2 separate regions of the Mus musculus genome follow, and region 2 is linked to region 1. A link is a loop called in an ENCODE intact Hi-C map of the cell type or tissue named here. Cell type or tissue: left cerebral cortex. All regions are shown on one strand. Links, peaks and the distances in the headings refer to the core of each region. The heading gives the core; the rest is flanking DNA. Region 1 overlaps Trpc7 (transient receptor potential cation channel, subfamily C, member 7). Region 2 holds the start of Smad5 (SMAD family member 5).

Evidence for each region. A loop is a pair of places that touch in the nucleus more often than their neighbours do. Peaks named below come from ENCODE experiments on the same cell type or tissue, not always from the same donor. Only the 100,000 strongest peaks of a DNase experiment are listed, where the experiment ranks them.
Region 2: it touches region 1 in a loop (6-fold over the local background); 3 of 42 quality-filtered maps call a loop at or near these places.

The regions. Positions count from the first base shown.
Region 1 is chr13:56,789,781-56,792,688 of GRCm38, reverse strand. Trpc7 (transient receptor potential cation channel, subfamily C, member 7) reads left to right here. Exons shown (of 12, transcript NM_012035.3): 8 at 2,892-2,908. Among named protein-coding and RNA genes, the nearest start is that of Gm52066, 25 kb to the right of the region's middle. In left cerebral cortex, for the core only: no CTCF peak of the experiment used is centred there; a DNase peak (open chromatin) is centred at 1,827.
Region 2 is chr13:56,701,624-56,704,531 of GRCm38, reverse strand. Smad5 (SMAD family member 5) reads right to left here and starts at 1,522. Exons shown (of 7, transcript NM_008541.3): 1 at 1,401-1,522. In left cerebral cortex, for the core only: no CTCF peak of the experiment used is centred there; DNase peaks (open chromatin) are centred at 845, 1,199, 1,485 and 1,853; H3K4me3 peaks cover 1,764 bases; H3K27ac peaks cover 1,265 bases.

The sequences.
Region 1 (2,908 bases), core at 292-2,791:
TTTCTTTTGGGGAATTTGATCAAATCAATGGGGAAGGTTCTTAATGTATCCACTAATGTTTGCAGATTCAAGTCCTTATCCCACTGGGTCTATGGCTTACTGTGTTTTTGACATTCAGGAGCTAATTTCTGTGTGGTCGGATCTCTTGGAGTCTGTATTAATAGTTTCTGAAACTTTCCCCAAGCCAAGATCATCTAGTAAATTCTCAGCAACGTTGTATGCTAGTTTTCATCGTAAGTATTTTTTTTCTAATTTTAACTCTTCAATTCCACTCAGATCTTATCTATTCACATTGTGTCAGTCTAGACAAAGCATGCTATCACTCACAGCTTAGCTTAGGTAATCTTGCATGTCAGATGTCAGCCAATAAGGTCTCCTCTGCCAATACGAATAGCAAACACCAATCTGTTCATACTCAGTACACTGAACGCTCCTATGGACTGGGCTGGCTCCAGATACAAAGCCCAGAGACTGACAGCGGCCCTCACTGCCCTGACTTGGTCAGTCAGCCCACCTTTTCTCTGAAAGGGGGGTCTGTTGCTTCAGCTCATTCTGCCTCCTACAAAGAGGAGAAAGAGCCGCAGACCTCTCCTCAAGAGCCTGAAAGAGGTCGTTGCAGTCTGGCTAAGACCCCTTCGCAGCCAATCAGGGAAGAGTGTTTATCCCTCTAGCAATCTCAAATCTGGGCCTCTTGTAATTATGTTTCTAGAAATGAGGCTAAGTGGAGGTTCAGAGGCTAATCCTTGCACTGGAGGAGGGGGTATCAAATGAGCATGCGGTGCTAGCTGTCTGGAGTGGGGTTGTGTCACGTTAGAGCCCCCCCCCCCTGCAAAAACAGTTTAACCAAAGTGTGATCTGCCTGCTCTGTCGCCTTCTGATTACAAACACAGAATGCCTAAGAAGGAACTGGAAATAGACGAGGGCTCGGGGCAAACTCCATAGTGAGAAACAGTACATGTGGGACCCTCAGGACCCTTCTTCCCCAACTGAAACCAATGTAGAGGGCTCGTCCCACCTGTGTCCCCTGTGACCTCACTGGCATCAGCCAGAGACCTGTGGGGTGGTCTAGGGTAAGGAACGGAAAGTGAATTTGGGTGAAACATCTCGCTGTCACAGGTATTAGCCACTTGTTTGGGACAAGTGCTTACCACTTTTTGCTGGATCCTGTGGAAAAGGGAACAGCTGTGCAAGAGAAGGAGAGCGGCCGGCTCCTATGCGGTTAGGATCTGGAACTCACCATCCCGTGACTTGGGACTCTCTATGCCACAGTTCCTTTCCACAACGAGATAACAGAATCATTCCATCTCGATGGGAGACAGACAGTACCTCCGCAAATCTCCCGCACAGTGAACGCCATGTTCTCATATAAAATGGATTCACACCTTCTAGGAGGAAACCATTTTCCCTTTCTAGAATGGCAGTGGGAACCAGAGCTCTTCAGTAATGGCTTGCATCTAGTCTTCACTTCAAAAAGTGATGCAGGCCTTTAGTCCTAGCCCTCAGAAGGCAGAGGCTCAGGCAGACAGATCTGTTTGAGTTCAAAGCCAGCCTAATCTACACAGTGAGCTCCAGGCCAGCCAAAGCTATATAGTGAGACCCTGTGTCAAACACAATCAAATTAGCAAGCAAGCAAACAAACAAAACCCTGCTAGTAGATTCCTGATTAAATGTTACAAACTCACAGCTTCAGAGGAAATAAAAGGCAAGCAATACCAGCGTAAACTTGCTTCGGATACCAGCTTCTCAGACTCTGAGATGCACAGGGAATGAGCCACACAGCTGCTTGTGCACACTAGCCACCACCCCCACACCTAGACACCCCCATATTCTCACATGCAGGAGAACTGTAAATTCATGCAAGTCAAGAGTGGATTTTTTAGCCCAAATTGGAAAACTAACATTTTTGTACCTTTTCTCAAGAAAAAAAATCTCAGTGCTTGAGAAACACTGATGGGGTGGGGTGAGCTCCAGCTAATCCTGGCCACTTGTGGGTGCGTGTTGGAAATCCGAAATGTTAAGGGGTGGCGGGGGTGGGGGGAAGTCCTGTCTTATAACTGCACTAGAAATCTGGATACAGGTTAGAAAGTTGAACTTTATGTCCCGACGACAGAGGCATGTTCTAAGCCATCCAACCACAATCCAGCTTTTTGATTGGATATTATATAATAAGCCTGATACGAATTCATAGCCAGAAGGTTAGGACCGTGAGATGTGCTTGGGGACTGAAACCTCTGTGTCCAGTAATTTCAAAAGGTCAAAGAGCCATCTGCTAACAGCCAGGCCTCCCCAGGACCACCCACCCAGTGCACATGGGCAGCACACACCAGATGCGGCACCTGTAGAAGTAGAACATGCGTGCATTTTCCTCAGCTTGTTTTCTGATCAGGCCTCCCTGGTCACAGACAGTGAGGGAAAACGTGAGCCTGCTACCAGGTGTCAGAGGCCCACAAGTGCCACCAGGTAGCAGTGCCAGCTCAGTCTGTTGAACACAGGTCACGGTCAGGCCATGGAGCCTAAGAAAAGCTGTTTGAGCGTCCCCCAGAGGAGCAATGAACTCTCCTGAGGCTCAAAAGCAAACATTTGCCCTGTGTTTAATTTTAGATGTCTGATTAATTACAGCAGGATAAAAACAATATCCCAGCCTGGAGTCCTAGCCAACAAAATTGAATTTTAAAACAGAAGACATTGCCATGCGAGAGTCTTTCCAAGTCTTCTTAGAAATATGAGCACCTCAATATTTCAGAGTGTAGGCAGTCGCAGCCCACCCCAGGCCCATTCTGGGCTGGGGGTGTGGGGAGAGGCCATTAAAGCCTGGTAATGAGAGGGCAGCTTTCATGTTAAAAGTGTGAACTAGTTCAAGATGCTTAAAAGGCCTGTCTGTTTCCTTGTAGAGTTGAAGAAAGCTTTA
Region 2 (2,908 bases), core at 295-2,794, 88 kb after region 1:
TTGAGTGTGAAACCGTCCTGCTCCATGGAGGAACTGTTTCCATACAACAGGCATTATGGGCTGGCATCTAGCAGAAACCCTCAACTACTACTCTAAGCGTTTCTAAACCTACTGGGTTTTCAACTTTAACGGTAACTCCCATACACTAAGAAAATCCAAGCACTCTTTGTTTAAAAAAGAAACACACAGCCAGAGTTGGTGATGGCTCACCCCTGTAATCCCAGCACTTGGAAGCTGAGGCAGGAGGATTGGCCAGAGTTCAAGGTCTGCCTAGCAAAACCCTGTCAGAAAGAAAAGAAATCACATGTACCCTTTCGCTTAGCCTCTGTCAAAGCAACCAACAAATTCCATTGATCGCCCAGTGTCCGTTGCTAGGTAGGCATACACTTGATAGTGCTAGGCAACAGGCATGATGTGATCAACTCCACCAGACTTCAAAACTTTTTCCACAGAAAGATAAACAAGATATACTTAGCACCACACCCATCTAAACGCAGCAGCAGCCAGAAATACCCACCCCCCACCCCCCTCCAGCTGCTCAGGAAACACTGTCTTTTACGATCAAGATAAAGATCTAGCCTACAGTGTTCGGCCGTTCCTGCCTTCCAGGTTGGCCGGGACTCCTTTCGCCGGGGCCATCACAAACCGGACACACACACACACACACACACACACACACACAGAGACACGCTTCGGATCGCTGGCACACCTCCAAATACCTCGACCATCCCCGCCAGCTCCTTCTGCAACCGAAAAGTCCGGGCCACTGAGCATGCTCTGACCCTAAGACGGCCGCCACCGGGGAAGTTCCCAGAGCTTAGGGTTCCCGGCTCGGCGCAGCCAGAAGCGCAGAGGAGAAAGGGCAGGGGGAGGGGATGGAGTCTGAACTTGGGCACGCATGCCCAAGGGAACCACCGGGACCGGGGCAGAGACAAAAGCTGCTTCGCTTCCTCACACAAAGTTTAGCGCAGCGAGGGAGCCTCTGCGACGTCCGGAGAGTGACGGGCGGGCGAGCGGGCGGGCGGGCGGGCGGGCGGGCGCAGGGGCGGGTCGCCGCCAGCCGGCTGGCCGGAGTGTAATTCCCACCGATAAGCGCGGATCCTTATCTCCCAGACACAAAGCGGCGGGGCGCGCGCTCGGCCTAGGCCGCCTGCGCGGCTCCGCGCGCGGGCCCGGGCGTCGGTGGCGCGCCGAGGTGGCAGCGGCCTCGTCCGCGCCGGCCTCGTCGGCCGCGCGGGGCCTCCTTAGCACCGGGGCCTCCCGCGCTGCGCGGAGCCCCGTCCCGTGCCGTCAGGTCCCGCGTGGGGAGCCTCTAGGCCTCCAGCCTCACGCGGGCCGCTGCCGCCGGCGCTTGTCCCTCCGCCGGGCCCCGAGCGCCCGCCCTGGGGCCCCTCACTCACCTCCCCGCCGCCCAGGCGCGCTCTCCTCACGCCGTCGCCGCGCTGTGCACGCGCCGCAACTTTATTAGCAGCTCGGCCCCGGGACAAGCGCTCGGCGCCCGCTCGCCGGGGACCCGGATGATGAGGGGGAGGGGGGGCGGCGGCGGAGGGCCGCGGCGGCCGGCGCATGCGCGTCGGGAGTGGCCGAGGCCTGGCTTCTGCTGTCCGCAGCGAGCCTGGAAGTGGCACTTGGGTTAGCCAAGCTCACCCGCCTTATAGCGAAACGGTCGTCCTCGCTCTGGAGAGCTGGAGACCTTTCTAGCCAATCTAAAGCGTTAAAAAGTATCTTCAGCTACAACTTCGCCGTTTTCATTGATTTGTAATAGAAACCCTAAGAGACAGAGACCTCTGGCTGAGCATCAGATACCACACAGCTTACTAGATGTAGCCTTAATATTGCTCCCAAAGGGGGAAAATCCTCTGCAGGTGGAGATAGTGCTGAACCCGGAGCTGAGGACGAGTGGCCATTTCTCAGGACACAGTCCCAGCTGTTCACGGGACACCGCCCCACATCTGGAAGCCGGGAGCGCCTTGAGCTCTCAGGCTTCAGCAAGTGGAGGCTTAGAGGTGCTCGAGCTGTCTTACAGGGTAGCTCTGTACTAATCCGGCTGTCTGGCTTCTCTTCCCCTCCAAACGGTCAGCTTGGACAGCAAGGGAAAGCTTTTTAAAATAGTTTCGTGTTTATTTTTAAAGGTCTTTAAAACTGATCCCCCCCCCCCCCACACACACACACCGGTTTTCTTTTTGAGTAAATTGGAACTATTTTTAACCTTTCCCAGTCAATCCCATCCTCCAATATCAATTCTGTAGATCCCTAATTCTGACAGTTTCTCCTCACTTTTATTACCACCTCCTCCGCCTGAACCAGGGTCACCTCACTTGACACACAAATGCGGCGGTTTCCATGTTTCTCCAGACTCCAACGGCTTGTTTCTATTTGGAAGAGATTAAATAAATGCCGTGAGGAGGCGTTTATGGAAGCAGCCATGTCAAAGGGTGATAGGTGAGAATCCGGCCAGAGCTGGGGAACTAGAGAGAGAGCACCAAGGGAAGGCAGCAGCTGTGACTGCAGCCAACCATCCGCAGGAAGAAATGTGGCAGTGTCCGCCCATTATTGGCAGATCTTCTGGCTTTTCGAAGAAAGTTGGAAATGCATCTTTTTCTATACTAAAAGGAAATCACACATTTATCTGATCAGCTGCCTCTTTGTCTCTTTCCTGGGCTCCCTGACCTGCCCTCCCCTTCTCTTTTTTAGACATTGAGAAGACTCACCCTGGTACAAGCCAAACAAAACAAGCCCATGGTCCCAATATAGCCTACAGGCCATCAGTGTGCAATCTCAGGTCTCCATCTTAAACTTCTTTACTACATCATAAACTCTGCGCAGGAGGACTCTGTATGCGCCAACACTGCCTGGCTTACTGATTCCTGGCTGTTAAGTCTTTGCTGTTACCGGCCCTTGGAAGGCA